Regions from separate parts of the Homo sapiens genome. Here regions 1, 2, 4 and 5 are each linked to region 3. The links are chromatin contacts, found by Hi-C or POLR2A ChIA-PET in ENCODE. All regions are on one chromosome and are shown on one strand. The core of a region is the stretch at or near the end of the contact, and the rest is flanking DNA. Distances in the headings are between cores, read along the strand shown.

Region 1 (5,202 bases), core at 80-2,579, 780 kb before region 3:
CACAAACACTTCTAGAGTTGCCCATTCCTGTTATGTTCTTGGACCCTAAGATACCTCCTGTCCCTTTTAAATCCAGATTAAGAGAAACGTCCAGGAAGAGCTCTTTGAAGCCCTCAATATTTGTTGGAGGGACTGGACTCCTCTCCAGCTCCCCACCCTCTGCCTCCAGTCACCATGTGCAAGAGAGGTCCTGTACAGATCTCTCTGGGCTCTCCTTTCTCCTTTGGAATAACTTGTTCCTATTTCAGGAAAGGGAAATGGTGTCACTCAGGCCCTGGGACTGCTTCTCCAGCCAGGCTGGGGCCACAGGTCCCACTCTAGTGAAGGTCAATGTCTCAGAATAAAAGCTGTATTTTTACACATAGTGTGGAGTCTCATTATTCTTATTAAAGTCTTTGGTGATAGGTATTATATCTTCACATATTTGGCAAAACATTCTTTTTCTTCTTCTTGTTTGGGTGCTCTTCCTCAGTTGTTGTCATGGAGACTAGTGGCCAGAAACTAGAGCTAGGTTCATGGTGGTCAGGAAATAAGGAAGAGAAACTTATATTTACATAATGCGTTCATTATGTGCCAGGAACTGGACTAAGTATCCTGTGCTCACAAAATCTATGTCCTTGATTTTATTTAATCCACACAATTCTGGAAGGTTGGTGCTAGTATCTCCAGTTTATAGATGAGGAAACTAAGGCTCAATTAAGTCAAAATGTTTGCCAAAGGTCTCAGAGGTAAGAAGTGGCAGAGATGGGTTTGAAACCTGGATCTGCCTGGCCCCCAAGCTTGAATTTTTCCCATTATACCACACTACTCCAAATCCATTCAGGGTAGGTCTTGATTGAGAAGAATGGGAATCAAGATTCCTGTCACAGAAGGTGTGAGCCTTTAGAACACTAGAAGCTTTGGGGTCTTTGGATGAGTGACTGCTGACGCGAATAACAAGGAACATATCCAATTCTATGCATGCCCCGATAGGTCGTAATCTCTAGCAGGTAACCTTTCAAAAAGACGCCCTGCGCCAAGATGGCCTCCCAAATAGCCCTTGTTAAAGATGGCGCCTCCGTCGGACGTCCCTCCCTTGATCTCAGCTGGATTCTCTTCTTTCCTGGAATGAAAAAATGCCCTGCCAAGCACTAAGATATTAGTACAAGTTAGTCGTCTCTTTCCCGTTCTTGTCGAAAGTGGCCAGGCCTTCAGCTACATTCTCCAGGACACGGCTTCTTTCCGGCTTCACAAATAACCCACAAACACCAACTCTCATCAAGATGGAGTGAGCGGAAGTGGGGCAGTTCTGAGTTTGAGTTTATGGGCGGGGCGAGAGCGACACTTCCGCCCCTCACCAACATGGCCGCGGGCTGGAAGTGCGCATGAGCAGCTGTCTATGGAGATACCTAGGCCGGGAGAGGGAGAACACAGTTGGAGAAAATCGGCAGCTGAGACGGCCTTGGCCGGTGAGTGTAGGACCGGGCAGAAGTCTGGAAACTGGGTGGACTGGCAAGGCAGGGCAGCTTTGATTTTGTTTCCGTTTTTCAAGTTAGAGAACACTGCTGGGGAGGAAGCCTTTGTTTTGGGGGAGGGGGCTGTGCTGGTTCTTTATCTCATACCCTGCTTTGTGGGCCAAACTCTCTCCCTTCCCCAGAGCGCGAGCGTCCCAGCCCTCCTGCGCTGTCCAGCTGCGCGCCGCAGCCGCCGGCACCGGGCGCTTGAGCTCCCTAGTCCCCGAGGCCCTTTCCTGCCTCCTCCGCGGAGCAGCTGGGGCGCGGGGCTAAGACTGCGGGGCTGCGGGGTCACGGCGCAGGCTCCCGGGCTCGCGCCTGGCGGGCGCTCAGCTCCGTAAGCGCCTTCTGGTTGGTGAGCCTGCAGGGAGACGCCTCATTCTAAGGCAAGGTCTAGGTGCCTGACTTCTTTCGGGAGTTGATTTTTTTTCCCTTTGTGTCCAGACTTAGCAAGGGCTCTTACTGGGCCCTTCTGGCCTGAGCGTGCACACCACAACGTCCCATCCCTGTTTCCGTGTCACCGATCCCTAATGCCTAGGAAATGCTTCCGGATGTCCAACTAAGATTTGAATAAGTACCCTGACCCCGTTGCTGGGTGTCCTCAGAGACTGCCCCGGCTGACAGCTGTGGCCAATAGAGATGCCTCCTGTGCCGGGCCCTCTATTTCATTGCCTTCCCCTGCAGTCAGCGCGGCAAGCTTCGCAGGGCATTTCCTCTTCAGGTTTGAAGATGGAAATGTAGGTGGTCCCAAAACACTAGTGCTACTTCCCCTTATCGACTGGGATCTCCTTGCAGCGTTACTTCGTCTGTACGGTTTCACTTTCAGTTCCTTTTTCAACATTTTCCTCGGACGCGGTCTTTCCGAGGCTTATCCATTGAAAATTTTCCTTGGATAGGAAAGGTTTGGAGGACCTTATGGGTAGAGAATTTCCAAAAATCTTGCCCCTTTTGTGTTGGGATTATCTTATTGCTTTGTACTGTGTAGCTGTTTCTTTCTGGAGGCATGTCTGCCCAGCTCTTTGTTTTTCCTGCCCTCTGGCTGGGTGTCAGGGTCCTAAGGCAGAGCTTGTAGGTGGATTCTTCCCCCTTTGTCTCTTCTTCAGAACCCTGTTTTTTTTTTTTTTACCCCTTCTTGCTCAGGCTTAGTTGATTTGGAGTTGTCATAGCAACATTTTAGCAACAGTGTTGTTCTGCAGGAAGGCTTGATGAATAAAATAGAGAATGCTTGAAGAGGATCCACTTGGGCTTTAGGGTTTCTAACAGATTATATAAATCTGGATACCCCAAAACAAGAGTCCTGTCAGTAGAATGGGGCCCAAATGCCAAGTCTAGTCTTTGTGGTCAGGGATATTCTTCCAGTGGTAGTGGGCTTCAGATTTCCTCTTCCTAGGTTTGAAAACAGAAATGTCTTGATGGACAACATGTGGCTGAGAAACTGGAAGAAGCATCAGTGTCCATGACACTGTATTTTTTGATGGTGGGGCCAATACATGGCCCTTCCTGATTCCCATGAAGCTGCCATCATGGCAGGTCATAATAGCTTTAATGATCCATTTAGAGATGTGTTGTTGGCTGGGTGCGGTGGCTCATGCCTGTAATCCAAGCACTTTGGGAGGCCGAGGCAGGCGGATCACCTGAGGTCAGGAGTTCCAGACCAGCCTGGCCAATATGGTAAAACCCCATCTCTACTGAAAATACAAAAATTAGCTGGGCGTGGTGGTGGGCACCTATAATCCCAGCTATTCAGGAGGCTGAGGCAGGAGAATCACTTGAACCCAGGAGATGGAGGTTGTAAGCCGAGATTGTGCCACTGCACTCCAGCCTGGGTGACAGAGCAAGATTCTGTCTCAGAAAAAAAAAAAAAAAAAAGAAAGAAATGTGTTGTTTCGGCCAGGTGCAGTGGCTCACACCTGTAATCCCAGCACTTTGGGAGGCTGCCGAGGTGGACAGATCATGCTCTCAGGAGTTCGAGACCAGCCGGGCCAACATGGTGAAACCCCGTCTCTACTAAAAATACAAAAATTAGCCAGGCGTGGTGGTGTGCACCTGTAATCCCAGCTACTCCGGAGGCTGAGGCAGGAGAATCACTTGAACCTGGGAGGCAGAGGTTGCAGTGAGCTGAGATCGCGCCACTGCACTCCAGCCTGGGTGACAGAGAGAGACTCTGTCTCAAAAAAAAAAAAAAAAAAAAAGTGTTGTTTCTGTCTTCCAGTATAATTATCCACTCTCCACCAGGAGTTGGAGTGATAATGGAGGGATGGGGAACACTATTTGTAGCCTTGCTTTTTCAATCACTGTAGGCCAGTCCTCAACATCAGTATGGTGGAGGCTGATTGTCCCCTGCAGATGACTGGGTTATTTTCCTGGCTATGTGTTCATGGAACCTAAGTTCTAGAACCAGAGATACTGTTCTGTTTCCTAAACTCATTGCAAACTTCATGATTTCTACCAGGACTTAGCACTCAGGCCTGTGAATCAGGAGATACAAAGACCTCCAAAAAAGGACCAGTTCCTCGGATGTGCCCCCTCACAGAGAGATGAAGGGGTGAGTGAAGAAGAGGTAGGGTCTGGGATGAAAGATGGGTGGCCTGGAAGAATGCAAAATGACCAAGAGCACTGCCTCTGGAGTCAGGCAGACCTGGATTCAGGTTCTACTCTATCACTTACTGTGTGATTTGGTTTCTCTATCTATAAAATGGAAGTAGTGCTATCTATCTCGTGGTGCTGTTTTTAGTACTAAATAAGATTACATGTAATGTACTTAGCTTAGTGCTTATGTACATAGTAAACAGTAAACACTAGTTGTTATTCTAACCTAACCCAGCTTCTGTTGGGAATGCCAATGAGTTTGCAGCCATATGTTACTGGGCCAGTGAGCTTCTCATTGACTTCTTCTCATACTCTTCCTTTTGTCCTTTCACCACAAACAGGCAGCAGAAAACAGCTGAAACGGAAGAGGGGACAGTGCAGATTCAGGAAGGTGAGTGCTAGAAACAGAACCAAGACTAAGAACCCATCATGGCCTCCCTTCCTTCCCCACCAGACCATCTCCTGTGCATCCTCCTCCTTCCGTGACATGCAAATGGAACGGGGGTAGAAAGGCAGTTAACTCACAGACTTTTCCTTTGTTCTTTTAATTCAGGTGCAGTGGCTACTGGGGAAGACCCAACCAGTGTGGCTATTGCCAGCATCCAGTCAGCTGCCACCTTCCCTGACCCCAACGTCAAGTACGTCTTCCGAACTGAGAATGGGGGCCAGGTAAGGGAGGGGGCCAGGTGGCTGCAGGTGTTATCTGGGGTTGGGATTGAGGGAGGTAATTGAACATGTCTTGGGGAGACCTGGCTTGGAGGATGAGTTGAAAGAGTGGACTGTTGCAGGGGAGGGAGGTGCTAATACTGGAGTAGAGACTGGTGTGAGGTTAGATGTATGCTGAAACCTCTGTGTGGGGAAAGAAGGGAGAATGGCTGAATCCATGTCTCTGAAGGACTTTGTTTTGGGGCCCTATCCAAGGGAAGCTTTATGAGGGGCCCTAGGATTCCCAACACTTAATCTTTTCTTCTCTCTTCACTCCCTCTGCCTTCCTCTACACTTCTAGGTGATGTACAGGGTGATCCAGGTGTCTGAGGGGCAGCTGGATGGCCAAACTGAGGGAACTGGCGCCATCAGTGGCTACCCTGCCACTCAATCCATGACCCAGGTACAGGGTATG
Region 2 (5,456 bases), core at 411-2,910, 810 kb before region 3:
CCTGAGAGCTGGTAGAGTCTGAAATTAGGGATGTGAGCCTCGTGGTTACTGAGTAAGGTAAAATTGCATCCACCATTGTTTGTGATACCTTAGGGAATTGCTTGGACCTGGTGACAAGGGCTCCTGTTCAATAGTGGTGTTGGGGAGAGAGAGAGCAGTGATTATAGACCGAGAGAGTAGGAGTTGAGGTGAGGTGAAGGAGGTGCTGGGGGTGAGAATGTCGCCTTTCCCCCTGGGTTTTGGATCACTAATTCAAGGCTCTTCTGGATGTTTCTCTGGGTTGGGGCTGGAGTTCAATGAGGTTTATTTTTAGCTGGCCCACCCAGATACACTCAGCCAGAATACCTAGATTTAGTACCCAAACTCTTCTTAGTCTGAAATCTGCTGGATTTCTGGCCTAAGGGAGAGGCTCCCATCCTTCGTTCCCCAGCCAGCCTAGGACTTCGAATGTGGAGCCTGAAGATCTAAGATCCTAACATGTACATTTTATGTAAATATGTGCATATTTGTACATAAAATGATATTCTGTTTTTAAATAAACAGACAAAACTTGTTCTGTCTGGCTCCTGTCTTGCCCCTTGAACTGTGTAAGCTCTGAGTCACATACTCTCTGTCTCGGTACCATCCTTCCTGTAGTCCCAAGTAGGGGAAGACTTAGGATGCCTGTAGCTGGGAGGGAAGGGAAAGAATTGGCCTCCACAAGGCCTTTGGCCATCTCTGAGAGTCCCCTGGTAGGAAAGTGAAGCTAAGAACCCTTTCGAGGATGGCCAGTACCTTAGTTTGCAAAGTGTTTTAAATTCCTTTTTTTTTTTTTTTTGAGATGAAGTCTCACTTTGTCACCCAGGCTGGAGTGCAGTGGCACTATCTCAGCTCACTGCAACCTCCGACTCCCAGGTTCAAGCGATTCTCTCACCTCAGCCTCCCGTATAGCTGGGATTACAGGCACCCGTCACCATGCTCAGTTAGTTTTTGTATTTTTAGTAGAGACAGGGTTTCACCATGTTGGCCAAGCTGGTCTCGAACTCCTGACCTCAGGTGATTCACCCGCCTCAGCCTCCCAAAGTGCTGGGATTACAGGCGTGAGCCACTGCGCCCAGCCTGAATTCCTTATTGTACTGGAGACTCAACAACAGCTATGTGAAATAGGCAGCAGTGTACCCTTTTTTACAGGTAAAGAAACTGAAACTCAAGTTAAATGAGTTTTACAGACTCTTAGAGGTGGGAGGATTTAAAGGTCCTCTAGTCTGCTCCCTTCATTTTCCTAGGTTTGGAAACTGAGGCTCAGTGAAGTAATGCGATTTGACTGAGGTGCTAGATCCATCAGAGGCAGAACCCAGGCATCCTCCCTTGTGAGTGTGCTTTTTACAGCCCTGTGTCAACTTGCTCCCAGGCAAGCCCCAGGTCTCTACCTTGGACCCAAGAATTCTGGTCTCTAAGGGAGTTGGTCACCTGCTCACACCACAGACGCCATCACCCCACCCCAGGGCTCTGACATCACCTCCCCTGACCAATGAATGAAGTCCAAGCAAAGGGTGAGGATGTGAATGTCAGCTACCTCCCCCACCCTAGGCCCTGTGGTTGCAAAGATGCTCTAACAGGAAGTGGGTTAAGGAGCTGCACTGCTTCCTGCCCCCTAAAGCTGAGCGGGGCGAGGAGGGCGAGTGCCAGGCTGGGCCACGAGACACAGGACACAATTTCTTGCCAGGGTCCTGGTAGCTTCCTCTTCAACAGCCACTTCCGTGTGGCCGGGGCCCCAGGGGCAGGAGCTGCTGCCCGTTGCCCAGGCCACCCTCCACCCCCAATTGGGAGCCCTGCCCCCCTGGGGCCGGGCCAAGCCCAGCAGCTGGCTGGGATCCCATGGGGGACTGGTAGGGCACAGGTCTTGGGGGATAGAGGTGACCGGGCCAGTGCCCTGGGGCTCTGGCCATGAAGTCTCGGCAGAAAGGAAAGAAGAAGGGCAGCGCAAAGGAGCGGGTTTTTGGGTGCGACTTGCAGGAGCACCTGCAGCACTCAGGCCAGGAGGGTAAGGAGGCCGGCTCAGCTTCTGCAGGGTGGGTGGGGAGGCACTGGGCATCTGCAGCCCGATCCAGCCTGAAGGGCAGAAGCAGTTTCCGGTGCTCCTGGGGAAGGGGCAGTGGCCTGGGGTCACCATTCAAGAGAACTGTAAGTGGGCAAGACAGGAAATGTGGCTCAGTGAAGAAGGCAGGGCGGCTCCCTTGTGTAACTTTCTGGGGATGGGGTGGCTGAGGGGATGAGAATGTGAGTACCCAGGTAGCAGTGAGGGGGAGGATGGAGAGACTGGAAACCGAGGAGGAGTGGATGAAACAGCGGGCAGGTGACTGGGAACAGGAGAGGGAGGGTGAGGCGACAGGGTCAGGAGAGGAGTGGCTGAAGGGGAAATGATTATCCTTAGGTCTGAATGAAAGGAGACAGGGAAATGGCCCCAGAAGGGTCTCAAGATGGCCCTTGAGGCGGGTGGTTTCCTGGCTGGAGAACACCCAAGGACAAGGTCATGGGCTCTGTTCCCACTGCAGCCTTGCTGGGCCGCAGGGGATGATGTCGGGCTGGAAACAACCTCTGCCCCTAGTCTTTGTGATTCTCTTGTTGTCCCTGTGCAAAAGAGAAACAGGTTCAAAGTGGGGGGCAAGGGGAGAAGCTGCTGAAATGGGGAAGAATGAAAGAGAGGGTGTGAGGCCTGGCTTGAAGCTGGAGGTGGAGGGTGCAAAGGAGGGTGGGTGTGGAGCTGTCTGTGGAGCTCACCCAGCTCCCTCCCTGGGTTACCTTAGAGTGGGCTTTGAAGCCAGAAGGACCAGGGACAATATCAGGTTCACAACGGGGCCTGGCATGGAGCAGCCACTCAAAATCATTTCTTGATTCAATTTGAAATTGAACCCAGGCACCCTGGCTGCCCAGCCCAGCTTGTTTTTGGCACTTCAAGCTCCTCCTAGAGAAAGGCATAATTCTTTCCCCACTCCACCCCATTCCACCCCACCCCAATCTGTCATTTCCTCTTTGTCCCCTCCTCTGCTCTGGGCTGTGGTGCTTGCAGCGGAGGGAGGGTGATGGTGGTTCCCAGATCATTTCCTGCTCTTAGCCCCGCCCCTGCGTCCCCAGACACCTCCTTCCCCTTTTCTCCTCCAGTGAGAGGACCCCTATCCCCATTGCCCTTGGTTAAGGGAAAGCCCAGACCCCAAGGAAGAGTGTTAAACAGCTGAAGCGAGCTTATTTGAGCCTTCCTCTTCTCACTGGGCAGAGTGGAGGTGGCACAGCCATCAGTGCAGGGCTTACTCCTTTCTAAGGGACTCCTCTCAAGAGCTATGATTCTTAGCCAAGGATTATGAGATTTAATTGGGGATGATGTGCTCCTCCCAGCTCAATGCAAACCCTCAGTTCAGCCTTTCCTGGTACTGCCCTTTTTTGTGGTCCACCAACCAATTTTATCTTGAAACACTGAACCCACAGCCAGCCCAGACCCTGCTCCTATAACCCTCCCGGCCTCTTCCTGGATTCCTAGCAGGGAAGGGGCACACTCTCTAGAGGGGACAGACAGATCTGATTGCTGAATCCTGATCCTAGGTGAATCCGAGAGCAGGAGACCAGAACCTCACAGAACCCAAGGGTGGGTTGATCTTGGGCACCAGAGTAGCAGTGGTGGCTCCTTCCCTATCCCTCAGGTCTTCCTGGTACAGAGAGGTGGAAAGTGGAAGGAAGGACAGAGAGAGGCTGGTGATGGTTCCTCTCTTTAATCCAACATCCACAAAAAAATGAGAGCAGAGAGATCTTTGTTTTCGCTTAATTTATCCTCCCTGATCACGTTGGTCTCCCCCATCCCCACAGCCTTGCTCCATCTCAGCCCTCTCTCCAGCTCTTTGCCCCCACATGGGTCTCTTCCTTCCTTAAGCCCTGTATATACTGAATTCTTTCTTTTCCTAATCTTTGATAGATTGTTCAGGTTTCTTTCTTTCTTTCTTTCTTTCTTTTTTGAGATGGAGTCTTGCTCTGTCCCAGGCTGGAGTGTAGTGGGGTGATCTCGGCTCACTGCAACCTCTGCCTCCCAGGTTCAAGCAGTTCTCCTGCCTCAGCCTCCAGAGTAGCTGGGATTACAGGCAGGCACCACCACACCCAGCTAATTTTTGTATTTTTAGTAGAGACAGGGTTTCACCATGTTGGCCAGGCTGGTCTCGAACACTGACCTCATGATCCACCCGCCTCGGCCTCCCAAAGTGCTGGGATTACAGGCGTGAGCCACCGCACCTGGCCGATTGTTCAGGTTTCTAATTCTCAGGTCCCTAAGCTTTTGGCCTTCCTCCCTGACCCTACTCTTATTTCCTCGATGTCTCCATCCCTTTGACTTCATCGCTCCAATCCTGTCTGTAGGTTTTATCTCTGATCTCATCTCTCTGATCTCTATCTCCCTAACTCCCCCATCTCTGTGACCCTGTTGTCTCTTCCCCCATCTCCTTGACCCAGTTCTTCTATGGCTGTGACTCCTTAGGCTTTTGAGTGTCCCCTTTAAAGGACTCTGGAGGTTCAAAATCAGCAGAGAAGGATAGGATAGAGAAGACCTGGTTTGTATGCTGCTCATGTGACAAAAACCTGGTGGTTTAGGTGACAGCAGACTATTTATGAGTCAAAAGAGTTGGCTTAGCATTAGGCACCCGAGAGTACAGCAGCAGCTCAGACAAGGAGGGGCCTGCCCTATCTCTGCATTCAATGCTGGGAACCTGAGGTCAGTGGGATCCTAGAAAATGGGAGTAGGTACTGAAACGATGGATGGTGAACTGTAGGACTGAGACTAAGACGAGGCAAGAGACATGACTAGGGTGCAAAATTTAAGGAAGCACTCACTTTCAGTGTCGTACAATTGCCCTAGGTGCCTTTTTTTTTTTTTTTTTTTTTTTTTTTTGAGATGCAGTCTTGCTCTGTCACCCAGGCTGGAGTGCAGCACAACCATCTTGGCTTACTGCAACCTCGACCTCCAGGGTTCAAGCAATTCTCCCTGCCTCAGCCTCTCGAGTAGCTGGGACTACAGGCACCACCACGCCTGGCTAATTTTTGTACTTTTTAGTGGAGACGGGGTTTTGCCATGTTGGCCAGGCTAGTCTTGAACTCCTGAGCTCAGGTGATCCACTCGCCTCGGCCTCCCAAAGTGCTGGGATTACAGGTGTGAGCCACCACACCAGGCCCCTAGATGCCTCATTCTCAAGGAGGTACTCAAGACCGTGCATGGGCATGGTTGGCATCTCCATGGCCCTGAGAATAAGTGCTTCCTTAAATTTTGCACACTAGATGCTTCCCTAATCCCACCCAACTCCTGGCTGTGGTGTGCAGGAGGATGAAGGGTCTGAAAGCCAGGTCGTATGAGGAGAGTTGAAAGATTTTGGTTGGCTGAGCATGGTGGCTCACGCCTGTAATCCCAGCACTTTGGGAGGCCAAGGCGGGTGGATCACTTGAGG
Region 3 (5,587 bases), core at 2,205-4,704:
TGAGCTCAAACAATCTGCCCACCTTGGCCTTCCAAAGTGCTGGAATTACAGACGTGACCCACTGCGCCCGGCCCTGGACAGTAGTTTAAATGTGAGAATGGATACAATCACTGAAAGAACATGTAGAATGAAGGGGAAGAGAAGCTAATTAAATAAATGATTAGAGAGATAAAAACAAAACCGTGGAATATAGTGTTACGGAAACCAGTGGGATTGAGTATCTGTCACAAGATGGATACACAAGGGATAATAATCATCACAACCTCAAATTCAATAGGAAAGCCCAAATAAGAAAGGGAGAATTCAGTGGTAATAGCTATTGATTTGGTGGTAATAACCATGGTGTCCACAAAACAGTGGGTACAAAAAGCAGATCATAGAAAGGGAGGCCTCTATCCCTATAGCTTCCACTAAGATGACTTGCCATGGTCTAATCCTCCATTTTCCAAGTCCGATGGTCAATTTCCAGTTATCTTAACCTGTTTTATGACAGGAATGATGGAGATTATAGCCCCTTCTTGAAGCTTTTTTTTTTTGGTTTGTTTTATAAGACCCCTCACTTTTGAGTTTTATTCTTCCTATTTCCTGGCTACTCTTTTTAAATAAATTTTGCTGTATGTTCCTCCTCTCTGACCTTTATTAGTTGGAATGCCTCAGGATTAGAGGTCTCAGTCTTTAAACTGCTTCTCTTTGCTTCCACATTGATTTCTCTCCACCCCATGGCTATGTATGCCATTTATAACTTAATTAATCCTTAATTTATACCTCTCATTGTCCCTTGTATGAGCCCCAGGTTCATATTTCCAATTGTTTACTCAGTAGCTCCATTCGGAAATCTAATAGGGATCTCCAGTTTAATATGTTTGAAGTAAAATTGGACATTCCCCCCCGCCAAAAAAAACCTTGCTCCTGTCTCCTCACATGCGCTCTCAGTAAACGACATCACTATTTATCCAGTTACTCAAATCAAACTGATTTTTGTACTTTGACTTTTGTACTTTTTTACTGATTTTTTATTCTTGTCTTTATCTTGTACCCCACATTCAATCTATTAACACATCACCTCTCCACCACTTTCAGAGTACATCCTGAATCCTACCAATTTCATTGCAACACTAGTTTTGCAGGTCTTCTGCAATAGCTTCCTAACTGGTCTTTTAGCTTCTATTTGGCTTCCCTATAGGGAATTCTCAAAGAATAACCAGAGTGAACATCTTCAATTATAAATCAGATCATGCCACTCTTCTACTCAAAACCCTCCATGGCTTCCTAGCATTCTTAGGATAAAATTCAAAGTCCTTTCTTTGGTCCATAAGTCCGTAAGTGATCTGGCTCCCATCTTGTTTCTCCAAACTAAGTTCCTATCTATTCTTTTGCCACAGTGGCTTCCTTGCCAAGCACACTCAAGCTGCAGGGTCTTTACCTTGTTGTTTCTTCTGCTTGAAATATTCTTTCCCAAGTATGTATAGCTTATTGTCTCACTTCAAACCTTTATTTAGATGTCACCTCAGCAGAGGGGCCTTCTCTGAATCCCCTATGTAAAAGAGCACACCCATCCAGGTAACCCATTTTTATTCTGCTTTATTTTCCTTTACAGTACTCTTTATAACTTTATTATCTGTGTGTCTCTCCCCTCCTCCTATGCTCCCAACCCTTGCACTAATAAGTTCCATGAATGCAAGAATCTTGGTTCTATTCACTGTTGCAGCCCCAGCACATAGAACAGGGCCTTCCAGAGCAGGAATTCAATAGTTGTTGACTGAATGAATGAAAGAATGAATAGGACGGTGGGGCATTAAATAGCTACTTTGTGCTGTAGCCCTCTTCTAGGTGTTGAGATTACAAAGATGATAAAAACACAGTCCTTGCCCTCAAGAATTTATATTCTAGTAGTATAGCTGGATCACAAACATAATTTTAGATTAAATGTTATAGGTAAAAAATGTTATTAAAAAAACAGTGCAGAGTAAGGGGATAGAGGAGGATGACATGAGGTTCCATTTTAGTTACAATAGTCAAGAGCTGCCTGTGTTAGGAAGTAGGATTTCAATAGACACCTCAAGTCTAGTAAATATCTAGTAGATGGACATTCCAAGAAAAGGAAAAAAACCCTAGGGCTGGGACATGCTTTGACTGGAGTGACAGTAAGGCTAGTGAGGCTAGAGCAGAGCTAGGCAGTGTGGGAGGAGATGAATCAGATAAATAGGCAGGTGCTAGATCAGATCATGTAGGGTCCTCCTTAGAGGCAATTCATTTTTTGATGGCCTCTAAGGCTATCATACTTTTGACTTTTATTATGTGATGGGAATTGGAGGTTTTGAGCAGGGTGGGGACTGGGGAAATAATACGACATTACTTTTTTTTTGAGACGGAGTCTCATTCCATTGCCCAGCCTGGAGTGCAGTGGTGCGATCTCAGCTCACTGCAACCTCCGCCTCCGGGTTCAAGCAATTCTCCTGCCTCAGCCTCCCAAGTAGCTGGGATTGCAGGCGCGCTCCACCATGCCGGGTAATTTTTTTTTTTTTTTGTATTTTTCGTAGAGACGGGTTTCACCATGTTGGCCTGGTTTCAAACGAGTTTCGAACTCCTGACCTCAAGTGATCCGCCCACATCCGCCTCCCAAAGTGCTAGGATTACAGGCATGAGCCACCGCGCCCGGCCAGACCTTACATTTTTAAAAAGCACTCTGGCTGCCTTATGTTTAACTGTAATGGCAATAATGGAAGTAGACAAACGAGGTAAGTTTCTATTGCGGTAGTCTTAAGTAATATGTAATGACTTGGAATAGGAGAGTAGCGGTAGGGGAGGTGAGAAAGGGTCAGATTTTTGCACCCTGGGCTTCTGGTAAGAAAAAAAAAAAAAATACCCCAGCCTGGCAGCTGGGAGTAATCCTCTGCAGGGTTACTGTAGGTGTCATAACGAAACAGAGTACAAAAGTCACCCCACATCACCCGGCCCACTCTTGGGAACCTTTACCCACACCACCTCTCTTCAGAAAAGAGCTTCTGGAATAGCTACACCTCAAGCTACTGAGCCCCTTCTTTAAAAATACGTAAATGGGGACTCTCAGGGGAAAATGGGCCTCGATAGTATAGAAACCACTTAAGGAAACAAAGCCCTGAAAGGAAACGGGGATTTTCAGAAGAAATCCTTGTGGCAATCATTGCTCGTTCCAGTGTTCAAAAACGGCAAAACTGGCCATCATCCAGGAAGTGGCCTGCCAATCCGCTGGAAATTTAGTTTATTTCTATCACAACTCTGGGTAGCCCCTAACTCGCATTTGTTTAGAGTATCACAAGATAAGCAAGCCCGAAGAAACTACAAAAACAACTTTGCCTCTTCGGTAATGCGCAGGCGCCTCTCGCTCTGTTTTCCGTTGGCCTTAAGCCCCGCCCCTTGTGCGTCCTTCGAGGAGGGTTGCGAGCCGTGAGCTCGCGCGACCACTCTTCCCTCAGTCTTCTCGAGCACATCGTCGCAAACGGGGCCGGAAAGCGTGGCAGCGCAGGCGCAAGCGCAGAGAGCGGAGGCGGTGGTGGTGGCGGCCGCTGGCCAGTGTAAGATGGCGGCGGCGTTGGTGGTGGCAGTGGACGGGGCGGCTGGGCCTGGAACAGTCGGAGCAGCCGCTAGCAGAAGGATGACCCAAGACGGGAAGCGGGCTGCTGAGCCTCGCCGATTCCCGTGCTTGTAACTGCCCCAGCCGGACACCCCCCCTCCCTTGACCTACCCGGTCTGTGTCTCGTTCCGGCTCGGCCTGCGCCCCCCCTCGCTTCCCAGCCGGTTTCCCCTAAGGATGGGCCTGACCCGTATCCCAAGCTCTTAGCGCTCAGGTCTTTTCCTTCCGCCGACCCGAAGTCATCGCTGGGAGTACTGGTTGCCCTTTCCTCAGGTCAGCCCTGGTGTTGCCCCCAAGAGCCAGCCGCACAGTTCACAGGGACGCCTTGCTTCGTTGGGTGACCCATGTGTGCGCTCCTATTTCTCCCCTTAGATTGAGGGACACGGCTCGCCCTGCGTCTCCCCGTCACCTCAGGGCCACCGCGCAATGTGTCCCCCTCCCCCATCCCAAGTTCCCAGGCCCAGCACCTTGTACGGAAGGCGGAGGTCCAAGAATTCCGGAGTCGGTTGTTGTCTTGTGGTCTTGTACCCTTTGTAATATAATTATCTTAGTTTACCTCCTCTAACTCCCAAATCTTTTAGGATATCTTAGAACGGTCCCATTTGGTCCCTGTTAGTTGGAAAGCATCTGGTGGCTTGAATTTCTGACTCATGATTGTTACTGGAGTCTCTGTAAACAAACCGGCACTAGCGCTATCACATTCTCTCCGGGATTTCCCCCCCTGCTCTGTGGCTTCTTGTTGAGAGGTTGTTTGGTTATGGTTTAGCGTTGAAAAGATTCAGGTTATCCTTTTAAATGACTTTACGTTTTAGTGGAGCTGGGAGATTACTTGCCTGGCTTCTAATCTTCATGTTGGTTCATTTTATTTCCATATGTGTGTGGGTTATTTGTTCAGTAATTAGAATTAGATAAAGTATTCTGCTTTTAAGTAGTTTTGAGAAGGCCTAAAAATACTAAAGTGTATTCATAAATATTTTTATTATGTTCAGTAGAAGACACACCTTTGCCATGTAAATTTTAACTTTTCTCAGTCCTTCAGTGAATCTACAGACCTATTTTCTCAGGAGCTCAGCCTGGCCTTACTTCAGTGATAAAAGGAGGAAAGGTGAGTGGGAGTTGGAGGCATTAAAATTCTTGAGTTCAAGACAGACTGCGCTGATGCTCAACTGCTGACCACTAAAGTCATAAAATTCCTACCAGTTTCCCAAAGAGCTTGAGTGTTGTTCTTGGCTTTGTTCCAGCTCTGGTTGAATTACTTTTACAAGTTTAATTGTCTGTGGGCTTCTTGTCTTTCTGTCCTAAACTATTGCTGTGTATCTCCAAATGACTTAAGCCTAGAAGTGAATGTGTGCCCCCTGCCCCATGTCTTCTTTTCTTCTTTATTCATTTTCCTTGTATTTTGTCTTTGTGTCGATCATATTTTTTACGTTGTTAAAAACTGGAACTTAGTTTGCCTGAGTTCTGTTCATCCTGTTGTCAAATCAGGTCTCTTCCCCTCTCACAGCTTCGGGTTGTCATCCCTTGGTATTTAGAGGAGAATATTTAGCTGCTTGTGACTAAAAGCTGGGGAGTGATGAGTGATGCTGCCTTTAGTTGGTGTCTGAGTCCAGTCTATTTCAGAATTCCGACTTTTTAGGATATAGTGGGAAATTTTTTGTAAAAAAAAAAAAAAAATAGTGGCTGCTCTTTCTTTTGTAGCTGGTCTGAAGAATTCTTGGTTAGCAGAAGAAACATCCTGGGCATTCAGCAGCATGGGTTGGTGCCAAAAAGGGAGTCAGAACATACTTATAAATGCAGTTTTCGTGAGGCTTTCAGGTTTCTGGTAGCAGAGACTAGAGGCTCATGGCATGTGACAGAAAAGCTAAGTGACTGGAAGGTAGGCCTGGCCAATTCCTAATATCTTTATGATTTGTAGTAGGAAAATATTGAGTGACACTGGTGAGTTTTATTCCATCTGATGACTGAATTAGAAAA
Region 4 (5,702 bases), core at 2,040-4,539, 760 kb before region 3:
TCGCGCCATTGCACTCCAGCCTGGGCAACAAGAGCAATACTCCATCTGAAAAAAAAAATGCATAAGTATAGGATGTGGGAGACCCAATTTAACAGTAGTTCAAGTGAAAATAAAGGGCTTACCCATTTTAGTATGCTGTAAATTGAATATAACTCAATAGTGTAACATGGCTATTATTATATTTGTGAATGCATGCTTTTTAAATTTATTTTTATTTATTTTTATATTTTTAAGAGGCAGGATCTTTCTTGTTCCTTTGCCCAGGCAGGAGTGCAGTGGTGCAATCATAGCTTACTGCAGGTTCGAATTCCTGGGCACAAGTGATTCTCTTGTCTCAGCCTCCGGAGTACAGGATTACAGGTTACACCACCATACCCAGCTAATTTTTTATTAAAAAAAATTTTAAATTTAATTTTCTGGCGGGGCATGGTGGTTCACGCCTATAATCCCAGCACTTTGGAAGGCTGAGGTGGGAGGATCACTTGAGCTCAGGAGTTCAAGACTAGCCTGGGCTACATAGCAAGACATCGTGTATACAGAACAAAACAACAAAAACAAAGAAAAGAGAGAGAGAGAGGAAGGAAGGAAGAAAGGAAGGAAGGAAAAGAAAGAAAGAAAGAAAAAATTAGCAGGATGTGGCAACGCCTGTGGTCCCATCTACTCAGGAGACTGAGGTGGGAGGATTGCTTGAGCCCAGGAGGTGGAGGTTGCAGTGAGCCATGATTGCACCACTGCACTCTAGCCTGGGCAACAGAGCAAGACCCTGTTTCAAAAATAAAATAAATAAATAAAGGCCGGGCACGGTGGCTCATGCCTGTAACCCCAGCACTTTGGGAGGCCGAGGTGGGCGGATCACCTGAGGTCGGGAGTTTGAGACCAGCCTGACCAATATGGAGAAACCCCGTCTCTACTAAAAATACAAAATTAGCAGGCGTGGTGGCACATGCCTGTAATCCCAGCTACTAGGGAGGCTGAGGCAGGAGAATCGCTTGAACTCGGGAGGCGGAGGTTGCGGTGAGCCGAGATCGCGCCATTGCACTCCAGCCTGGGCAACAAGAGTGAAACTCCGTCTCAAAAAACAAATAAATAAATAAAAATAAAAATAAATAAATAGGCTGGGCGCGGTGGCTCACGCCTGTAATCCCAGCACTTTGGGAGGCCGAGGCGGGCGGATCACAAGGTCAGGAGATTGAGACCATCCTGGCTAACACGGTGAAATCCCGTCTTACTAAAAATACAAAAAAAAATTAGCCAGGCATGGTGGCGGGCGCCTGTAGTCCCAGCTACTCCGGAGGCTGAGGCAGGAGAATGGCGTGAACCCGGGAGGCGGAGCTTGCAGTGAGCAGAGATCGCGCCACTGCACTACAGCCTGGGCGACAGAGCAAGACTCCGTCTCAAAAATAAATAAATAAATAAAATTTCTTAGACACAGAGTCTTTTCCCTATGTTGCCCTGGTTGGTTTCAAACTCCTGGCCTTAAGTGATCCTCCCCTCCTGCCTCAGCCTCCTGAGTAGCTGGGATTACAGGCACACGTCACAGAGCCCAGCTGTCAGTGTATATACCTTTCTCCAAGACTTTAAATTTCTTTCTTTTCTTTTCTTTTTTTTTTGAGACGGAGTTTCGCTCTTGATGCCCAGCAGGCTGGAGTGCAATGGCGCGATTTCAGCTCACTGCAACCTCCTCCTCCCAGGTACAAGCGATTTTCCTGTCTCAGCCTCCCAAGTAGCTCAGATTACAGGCATGTGCCACCACGCCCGGCTAATTTTTTTTGTATTTAGTAGAGACAGGGTTTCACCACGTTAGTCAGACTGACCTCAGGTGATCCACCCACCTCGGCCTCCCAAAGTGCTGGGATTATAGGCGTGTGCCACGCACCCGGCCAAGACTATTAAGCACCCAGTAGGTGGTTTAAATTGAATGGAACCAGAAGCAGAACTTTGGCCAAAGAGATGGGGACAAAGGAATGAGAGCAAAGGTGAAAAAGGCAAAATGTCAAACAATATCATTCTTTTGGATAAAAATGTGGTCTTTTCCCTTGCAATGAGGTAATGCTAAGGAAGTTTTTTCCCCACAGTCTGCATATGCTTAGTACAGTTAAAATTAAATCATCGTAAAATAGAAACTACAACTAGCAAAGGTGTTGAGCATGAATTTCAATTAAAAATGATGTAGCAATATAAATATTAACAGAAAGTTTGAGTATCAACATTGTCTATAGAAAAAAGGTGGCTTAGTCAGCACACAACTATTAGTCACAGTGAGAAAACAAACAATTCTGAAATGTAGGGACCTGTTCACAGATCAAATATGTGTAAAGGACATATCCAGTCACCCAGAGATGTTTCTAGAGCATGTTCAGCTCAGTTTGTATCATCTGGGTGTGTTTTGTGTACATCTGTTTAACTTTCTTCTTGAGATAACGTAATTCTGCTCTTCCCAAGTTGTGTTGTTGTGGGTTTTTAAATTTTTGTTGTTGTTGTTTGTTTTTTGAGACAGGGTCTGGCTCTGTCGCCCAGGCTGTAGTTCAGTGGCGCGATCTAGGCTCACTGCAACCTCCGCCTCCGGGCTCAAGCCATCCTCCCACCTCAGCCTCCCAAGTAGCTGGGACTATACTGCCCAGGCTCCCATTTTCCAGTTGAGTGCTCCCTTTCCCTTTTTTTTCCCCTTTCTTCCTCCCAGCGTAGCTCATCTCTCAAAGCCGGTGGGGTGGACAGAGGAACAGTTTGGAGGTGGTGCCAAAGTAACATTCCATTTCTCTCCGGGTCTTCTCCCCTACCCTCCCATATTAATATTTGTTTTTTACTTGCCAAGAGGCAGGACCAAAGTTTCTGCAGGACCAAACTGCAGGTGCAGTTGCACCAAGCAACTTACATTCAAACAAACACAAAACCCCAAGCCAAGCCGGTCTCCGTAAATCCCACACCACGACTGCCTTTCCTACTTCCTCCTTAGAGGTACTTCTCAGCCCTCTAGCTCCAACTGAGAACCCAGCCAGTCAGGAAGTCGCTACTTCGGGAACACCAACCAATCAGGGGGCCGTCACCTGCTGAAGGTGCGGAATTCGTCTCCTGACGCGACAGTCTCCTGGGCCAATCTGAGGCAGCTCCTGTGGGGAAAGGCGCCAGTGCGCCGAGGCGGGGAGTGGCGGCGGGGTAACACCTGGCCGAGGTGACTCGTTCTGAAGAGCAGCGGTTCCTTACACCAATCGGAACGTGCAGGGGTGGGGAGCTGGCCAATCAGGCGCGGAGGGCGGGGCCGGGCGGGGTTCCACCTGGCGGCTGGCTCTCAGTCCCCTCGCTGTAGTCGCGGAGCTGTGTCTGTTCCCAGGAGTCCTTCGGCGGCTGTTGTGTCGGGAGCCTGATCGCGATGGGGACAAAGGCGCAAGTCGAGAGGAAACTGTTGTGCCTCTTCATATTGGCGATCCTGTTGTGTAAGTTCCCAGAGTTTCGGGAGGAATCGGTTGGTCGGGTCAGAGGTTGGAGGAAGGCTCTCCCCACGCCCCTAGCCCGCGGGAGGGGAGGAGCTCAGAAACCTTCCTATATCGTTCTGCGAATTATCTTTTCCACCCCTGGCTGGTCCCTCTTTCACCACTCTCACAGCTGGGTGAGTGGCTGGCTCCCCTCCCCCACACTGGTGAGTTGTGACCGCACCCCTCACGGCCACCAGGAGGGAGCTGACCCATCTGCACACACCAGAGGTACACTCCTCGTCCTCACTGGAGAGGGCCGTCGGGCCAAGGACCCTTCCACACTCATCTACCCAGCGCGCGCTCCACACGCACCTGGGAAGGGCCAGCCTGCCCCTCCAACGGCCACCCAGCATCCACGAACCCCGCTGCGCAGCCGGGAGCCTTGGCTCCTTTAACGGTCTTCGAAGAAAATCAAATGGAGGTGGTCTGGGGTGGAAGTCTCTTCCCCTAGCTTTTGCTGAAGGAGTCTCTGGCTCTTCTGAATCTTTGAATTGCGGCGGTTGCTCTGGGAAAATGTCTGGGTGCACAGTCTAAAGAGGAAATGCAATAGAAACCTGAAATTTCTCTAAGCGCAGCAGAGGTTCCAGCGAAGTTCCTTTATGGAATAACTACCTCAGGAGTCCTTAATACGTGTTGTTGATTGAGTGACTCTTCCCAGGGGGAGAGTGTATCTGTTGGTTGGCTGGATTCTCATCAGAGCCAGAGCTCTGCCCTCCCTCTGGCTGTGTATGAGAGTTTTTGTTTCCTTTGTAAACTCCCTTTCCTGAGGAACAATGAGGCTCACTTGCTAGGGCATGCCTCTGTCTCTAGATGTGTTTGTGTGGGGCTGAGCGTTTAGTCGGTTGGTTTGTGCGTTAGTCAACCTGTGGCAGTACCTGTGTGTTTATCTGATTCTTGAGTGTGCGTGTCGTTGTGTGAGTAGTTGTGTCAGTATGTGTTCTACATGAGTCTCCCCCCACCCCCAAGGTTCTTGTTTTAGAAAGTGTTAAATGAATGATTACAATCAGTTTGGTGTATGTAGATTCCCTGCCCTTAGATGGATTGACTGCTCATTTCTACCTTATCACAACATAAACCCTTGGGAGAGATTGGACCAGAGGCATATATCATCCTCTTTCTATTTTACTGATAAGGAAACAAGTCCAAAAGGGGAAATGACTTCAATGACAATAGAGTTAGGGGTGGAACCTGGGAATGGAACCAAACCCTCTTGACTTGCTTTTCCTTTTTCCATTCTTTGATCCAGCATCTCAGGCACCCTATAGCACAAGAACTGTTTGGGATACTGCTTCAGAATCTACTGTCTTACTTACCTTTAAACTTACTTTCCCACTAGCTTCTTCATTCATGTCTCCCTCTTTTTTTTTTTTTTTTTTTGAGTTAGAGTTTCGCTTGTTGCCCAGGCTCGAGTGCAATGGTGCCATCTTGGCCCACCGCAACCTCCGCCTTCCGGGTTTAAGCGATTCTCCTGCCTCAGCCTCCCGAGTAGCTGGAATTACAGGCATGCACCATCACGCCCGGCTAATTTTTTGTTTTTAGTAGAGATGGGGTTTCACCATGTTGGTCGGGCTGGTCTTGAATTCCTGCTCTCAGGTGATCCACCCGCCTCGGCCTCCCAACGTGCTGGGATTACAGGTGTGAGCCACCGCGGCTGGCCATGTCTTCCTTTTTTTCTACTCTTTGAGTTCCCTTTTCTTTAATTTCCCTTTTTTCCCTACCCCTTGCCTATTTTACTTCTGCCTGTATTTTAGAACTGCTAGTGACACCCATAGTCAATTTTTGGTTATGTGGTTCTGGTACTAAAGGTTTTTCCAACCTTTGTACTGTGCCAGTATTTTTCCCCTAAGCCCAGAAGTTTCTTCTGTGTGAGTGACTGTATTTGTAACAGTGTTTGTCTGTGACAGTATTTGTCAGGCTTAAAAGCTTCCTGGAGCTGCTTACTCCCTATCCTTTGCCACTGCTTCCTTTCTTTTTTCTCCCTCTAATTTCCTATATTATTTATGATAATCCTAAAATAATCATATACTGGCACTGGAAGGTCATGATAACACCATTTTGAGCTTGGAGGTGTCTTCAGGGAACCAAGCCACAGTAGTGCAGAGGGAACCTGAGATGATGTCGCATTAGCCTGTTAGGACAGTGGGTCCTGGGAAGTGACTTGTCCAGGGGATGGAGGAACTGACCTTGTAACTTTTAAATCAGGCTAGATCTGGGGTTGGGTTGGGGGAGGGG
Region 5 (5,283 bases), core at 2,128-4,627, 530 kb before region 3:
CCACAACAATCTGTGAAACAGATCTTCTGGGTTTCTGTTCCAGTAGAGGAATTAGCCTTGTGACTTTGGGTACATTTCTGAATTTTTCAGTGAATCTTATCTAAAAGATTGAAATGCTCATACCTGCACCATTTTCTTCAAGGGATATGGTAAAAATGAAATGAAAGCAGGTTGCTGCAAATTGTGAAGAGCCAATGAAGTAAAAAGGAGCATATTTTTAAAAATATGGGTGGGTAGAGGGATGGTTAGATGGGCAGGCGAGTGATAAAGCAAGCAAAGTAAAACGTTTGTGTTAGAATCTAGGTAGTAGGCCTATGAATGTTCAGGGTAAATGCTCCAACTTTTCTGAATGTTTGAGAACTCTCATAGCAGTGTCGGGAACTAAAGGAGCTTCTCCTACCTCTACCTCACCCTTATTGTCCATGGCATCTCAGATTGACTTTGGTTTGGCCAGGTTTGGGGGTGGGAATAGCTGGTGGTACTAATACAGTTCCTGATTTCCTCATCTTAGGCAAGATCATATTCCTGATAAACATTGTTACCAAGGCATCTAGGAAGCTGGTATTTGGCCAAGGCAGTTAATTTTCTTGTAGGGACCCTGTGGGTGTCTTCTGGGTGACCCTAGCTTGGATTCCCAGATTCCAGGGCTTCCGAGGCTCTGGAGAGCACTTTTGAAATTCTAGACCAAAACAGATGGGTTTGGGACCCAGACTCCACCAGGAATTCTGGGTGGGAAAATAAGTAGAAAATGTTAGAGACAAAAAAGGAGCATAAGCATAGCCTGGAGGGGCGGAAGAAAGCTGAAGCAAGCTCTGAAAACCCAGAGGATACAGAATATGCAGACACTGGAAGGAGAGAGGCTGCTTGGTGCAGGTCATGGGGGTTCTCTGCTTAGACCTCCATCAGCCAAGCACTTGCACCTTGTGGAGAGGCAGCTATGGAGCATGCAGGGCTAGGGATCCTGGACATGAGAAGGTTGGGTCAGGTGGATTCTTTAGGCAGATTCAGGCTGAGTTGATGTGAGGTTGGTTTGAGGTTTTCTAAAAGAGAGCTCTTCCCATCTGGAAGAGACTGCTTACGATTGCTATGTGTGCATTAGGTACTTTATGTAAATTATCTCATTTAATTCTCATAACTATACTATAATTAGCCCCTTTTTACAGATGAGGAGCTGAAATTTAGAGAATTTAATCCACTTCCCTGAGATTACAGGGTTGATCAGTCACAGAGTCCAGATCCTATGTCCATGATGCCCCTGGAGTAGGGAGGCCAGGAGTACTGCCCATCTGTATCCTGGAAGCCCAGGAGCTGCTGGGTCTTGACTGGGTGCATATGACTCGTTTTGACTTCAAATTTTCTTACATCAGACAAAAACCATAAACAAAAGCCTCACAGACTCTCAGTGGAGGGGGCAGGATGTGGGCCTCACAGGGCAAATCTTGTTGCAGAAGACAGTGCAATGCAGCTCCCAGTACAATGACAGGTCCCCAGTACCAGTCATTTTATTTTGAATTGCACCGTAGGACAAATAATAAAAGAGCATTCAAAGATTGCAAAACTGAATTTGACTCACCTGTCTCTTAATAGTTTCCAAAGAATGCACGTAACAGTAATTATAATAATAACAATCATAGCTTCTGCCAACTATGTGCCACTATACGTGTGTGTGTGTGTGTGTGTGTGTGTGTATAGATCATCTACAATCTGTAAGAGTGTTGCATGATGCATCCTACTAACTATATTTTACACTTAAGAAATAGAGGCCCTCATCACTAATAAATGATGGAGCAATGATTTAATTTCAGATGTTCCTGATACTAAAGTGAGAGGGGTCTTTTCACTCGACTGCCTTTTAAGTTCCTGAAATGACTCTTTGGAGATACAAAAGCATCATCCTTTCAGACCAAAAGAGTGAGATTTGAGGTCATCCTAATCAGTGGAGCCAGACCAATGGAGATGCCTCTTTGCTCTGAACTGTTTGAAATTCACTGCATTGATCATTTGCGGCTTGGATGACCTTGAATGTAGCTTATTTCAGGTTTGCTCAACACAATCAAGGAACACCCCAAAGGTTGGAGGTAAACATAAACAGCCTTGCTGCTTTCTGTGTGTTTTGATGAGCCAAGATAAAATTGAAAGTGAAAAGAGGTCAGACTGGACCTCAGCTCTGAGGTCTAGGCTCCTCGTTCACCCATATCTGCATCTAGGAGTGTTTCTAAAGCTCCCTTCAGGCACCAACTGCCAACCCCCACTGCTCTCAGATCTCTAGTGCTACCTGCACCATCATCCCTGAAGCCCTGGAGAAAGCGGGAGCACAGAAGGACAGTAGCTGCCACAGTCCCAGGTGGCTGAGATCCTCTCTGGGGTACTGGATTGGCTCTATCTGCTGGACAGTGGGGTTCCGGGCCATGCAGCGGAGAGATGTTTCCCAGGAGTTGGGCCTTGATAGGGAGGAATAAGGTTGAGGAGAAAAGGATATCCAGATAAACGCCACCTTGCCCATGGTCACCTAACCGCGTCCAGGTCCCCAGTGAAACCTCAGTAATAAAGCCAGCATATATGATAACCAAGGCAGGATACATAGAAAGAAGCTCCAGAAGTTCTCTCCATCCCTAGGAAATTGCTAGGTGGCTTCTCATCAGGGGATTTTCCTGGATCCCTCTGTGGGTTTTATCCACACCATACAGGGAACAAACTCATTATATACTTGGCATTTCTTAGGAAAATGTGAGGGCAAGAGAAATGTAGTTTGAGCCCAGAGCTATTTGAGACCGGGGCTAGAATGTTACCCCCTTCATAGTGCACGAATATGCACACATGCAAAGTAATTTCTGGCAAGGAGATGAGTTTCCCGATTTTACCAACAAGAACTGGGCTCACGCCTGTAATCCCAGCACTTCAGGTGGCTGAGCTGGGCAGATCACGAGGTCAAGAGATCGAGACCACCGTGGCCAACATAGTGAAACCCTGCCCCTACTAAAAATACAAAGATTAGCTGGGTGTGTTGGCATGCACCTGTAATCCCAGCTACTCAAGAGGCTGAGGTAGGAGAATCGCTTGAACCCAGGAGGTGGAGGTTGCAGTGAGCCGAGATTGCGCCACTTCACTCCAGCCTGGCAACAGAGTGAGACTCCGTTAAAAAAAACAAAAAACAAAAAAAAGAATCTCCCAGGCAGGGAATGCAACTGGCCTCAGAAGAACCGCAGTAGCAAGAAGTGGTGGCCATAAAGTGGACTTACCCATGAGCAGGAAGAGGAGAGAGGTCTGTAGAACAGAAGAGAATATTTGCAGCTGACTCCTCTGTGGCTTACTGGAGAAAGGCCCAGGAGCCCAGTCATCTGTGTGACTCTTTGGTGCCACCATGATGATCTATTTTCAGAACTGAGACTGAAGGAGGATGCACTTACCACAGCTTCCGCACGTGTCACAGCTTCTGCATGTGTATATGAGTGTGTGTGTGCATGTGTATGTGTATGTGTGTGTGTCTCAGAGGGAGGGTTGTTTATACAAAACACCACAGACTCCTCCCATCTGCGCAGGCAGGTAGAGGTCCCAAGTCTATTCAGGGCCTCATTTGTGACTGATGTGGAGCATCACTTGCTTTGACATCAAGGGACTTGGGTTCTAAATTTGGCTCCTAAAGGTGACTGCTAAAGATCTGTACCTCCTGGCATTCATGCCTCTGTGTAATCACCTCTTCTTTAGTGTGGCCTGGATTTAGTGACTTGCTTCAAGTGAATAGAATGTGGCAGAGATGTGGGATGGGTCACTTCTGAGATTAGGTTACAAAAAAGCTGTGACTTCCATCTTGGGTTAGCATGTGTGTGCATATGCGCTCTCTCTTTCTCTTGCCCTCTCTCCCTCTCTGTCTTTCCCACTATCTCTGTCTCCCTACCTTACACTGAGGGGAGCCAGGTATTGTTTTGTGAGATACTTTAGGGAGAGGGTTCCAAAACAAAGAACAGAGGGAGGCCCCCAGCCAACAATCGGCGAGGAGCTGATTCCTCTGGCCAACTGTCCATGAGGACTGAGGCTAGCCAAGAATCACATGAGTGAGACTGGAAGTGGATCCTCCCCAGGAGGTCCTTGAAATGACTGCAGCCCTGGCTGACACCGTGATGTTAGTTGTGTGAGTACCTTAAGCCAGAGGCACCCAGCTAAGCCATGCCCAGATTCCTTATCAAGAGAAACTGTGAGATAATAAATGTTTGGTTTTTAAATTTTTTTTCAATTTTTTATTTTTCATCAAAAATGCTTATTGTTTTTAGCTGTGAAGTTTGGGGCAATTTGTTACACAGCAACAGATAACTAATACAGTGACCCAATACATTTTCTATTTTGCTCAAGGCAGTTTGTGCTAGCTTTCTGTCACATGCAATGAAGGACTTTTAATATGGACAAAGGCATCAGGGAGACTGCAATGGGGGTGGACATCGTATGTGACAGCGTAGAGGTGACTGAGTTGAAAAGGTAGGCTGGAGAATGGCATGATTCCCTATATCCTGACTTGGGAAACTGTCTTTTTCTCCTCCTTCTTCTTGTCAGTAGCGTAATAGCTGGCCATGCTATGGTTTGTGTTTCGGGCTTCAGGTCATTTGTTTACTTAGGCTGTAACATTAAGGGGACTTGGCAGGAAAACTTGAGGCTGGCAGAATGTGTAGTTTTAGCTAATATTCGATGAAAGCTTACAGAGTGCTAGTCCATCTTCTGACACTTTAACATATTCACTCATTTGATCTTACAATAGTTTTATGAGATATCTTTTATCATCCCCATTCTATAAATGAGAAAACTGAGGTGGAGAGGGGTTAAATAGCTTACTATAAGTTTTATAGTTAGTAAGGACTTGAACCCAGGAAGTCTGGGTTCAAAGGAAGAAGGGAGAGAGAGAGAGAAACCATTAAGATAACAGGCTTATGTCCATGGAAAGCATCTTTAGAGGCTGGTCATGATCTGATGTTGCACAATATTGAAAGTGACAGAATCTCGAAAATCTTTAAATTTTGTGCACTAGGAGCGTGTCTTGTTTCACTCTAGCCTTGGTCCTGTGACTAGAACATGGGCTGTCTAGAGGGGATTGCAGGACATACGGTCAGGAGAGGTTACCAGAGCCCAGATAAAGCATCCTGTTACCAAGCTAAAGGCAACAAGAATCCAGTAGGAGTAGGAAGCTTCCTGGAGCTGCAGAGTGGAGGGAGAATGGGTGGAAGGGATGAGCCTGGGGATGAGAAGACAGGTGCGGAAGCTATTGAAGGAGTCTGGGTACAGAACATGAGAGCAGGA

What was found. A loop is a pair of places that touch in the nucleus more often than their neighbours do. ChIA-PET counts read pairs that join two places held with the same protein, here RNA polymerase II (POLR2A). Pooled maps may share reads with other maps.
Region 1: a map of CD8-positive, alpha-beta T cell shows a loop between it and region 3 (38-fold over the local background). The contact joins the promoter of USF1 here to the promoter of DCAF8 in region 3. A Hi-C loop is called at or near these places in 3 of 168 maps with a recorded cell type or tissue (CD8-positive, alpha-beta T cell and naive thymus-derived CD4-positive, alpha-beta T cell), 3 of 37 single-sample maps with no recorded cell type and 11 of 50 pooled maps. POLR2A ChIA-PET finds 5 or more read pairs at or near these places in 3 of 52 experiments (CD4-positive, alpha-beta T cell, HepG2 and T-cell).
Region 2: a loop to region 3 is called in a pooled map, with 9 times the contacts of the local background. The contact joins the promoter of ARHGAP30 here to the promoter of DCAF8 in region 3. A Hi-C loop is called at or near these places in 7 of 50 pooled maps. POLR2A ChIA-PET finds 5 or more read pairs at or near these places in 3 of 52 experiments (CD4-positive, alpha-beta T cell, activated CD4-positive, alpha-beta memory T cell and activated naive CD4-positive, alpha-beta T cell).
Region 4: a loop to region 3 is called in a pooled map, with 7 times the contacts of the local background. The contact joins the promoter of F11R here to the promoter of DCAF8 in region 3. A Hi-C loop is called at or near these places in 6 of 50 pooled maps. POLR2A ChIA-PET finds 5 or more read pairs at or near these places in 3 of 52 experiments (MCF 10A, T-cell and activated naive CD8-positive, alpha-beta T cell).
Region 5: a loop to region 3 is called in a pooled map, with 14 times the contacts of the local background. The contact joins the promoter of LY9 here to the promoter of DCAF8 in region 3. A Hi-C loop is called at or near these places in 2 of 37 single-sample maps with no recorded cell type and 9 of 50 pooled maps.

The regions. Positions count from the first base shown.
Region 1 is chr1:161,042,104-161,047,305 of GRCh38, reverse strand. USF1 (upstream transcription factor 1) reads left to right here and starts at 1,329. Exons shown (of 11, transcript NM_007122.5): 1 at 1,329-1,448; 2 at 3,946-4,038; 3 at 4,424-4,473; 4 at 4,636-4,751; 5 at 5,089-5,190. The coding sequence starts at 4,031. It overlaps ARHGAP30 (Rho GTPase activating protein 30), which reads left to right. Exons shown (of 12, transcript NM_001025598.2): 12 at 1-360. RefSeq lists enhancers at 479-1,359, 970-1,449, 562-1,761, 1,360-2,240, 2,300-2,529.
Region 2 is chr1:161,066,095-161,071,550 of GRCh38, reverse strand. It overlaps ARHGAP30 (Rho GTPase activating protein 30), which reads left to right and starts at 1,660. Exons shown (of 12, transcript NM_001025598.2): 1 at 1,660-2,023. The coding sequence starts at 1,927. It overlaps NECTIN4 (nectin cell adhesion molecule 4), which reads left to right. Exons shown (of 9, transcript NM_030916.3): 9 at 1-553. RefSeq lists a silencer at 1,775-1,924 and an enhancer at 1,821-2,367.
Region 3 is chr1:160,260,416-160,266,002 of GRCh38, reverse strand. DCAF8 (DDB1 and CUL4 associated factor 8) reads left to right here and starts at 3,454. Exons shown (of 14, transcript NM_015726.4): 1 at 3,454-3,554; 2 at 4,645-4,718. It overlaps DCAF8-DT (DCAF8 divergent transcript), which reads right to left and starts at 4,254. Exons shown (of 2, transcript NR_147618.1): 1 at 4,081-4,254; 2 at 3,225-3,602. RefSeq lists enhancers at 3,370-3,639, 4,270-4,399, 3,571-4,519.
Region 4 is chr1:161,018,739-161,024,440 of GRCh38, reverse strand. It overlaps F11R (F11 receptor), which reads left to right and starts at 3,289. Exons shown (of 10, transcript NM_016946.6): 1 at 3,289-3,431. The coding sequence starts at 3,368. RefSeq lists enhancers at 2,559-3,156, 3,309-3,558, 3,859-3,908, 3,919-4,048.
Region 5 is chr1:160,794,268-160,799,550 of GRCh38, reverse strand. LY9 (lymphocyte antigen 9) reads right to left here and starts at 3,377. Exons shown (of 10, transcript NM_002348.4): 1 at 3,240-3,377. The coding sequence starts at 3,363.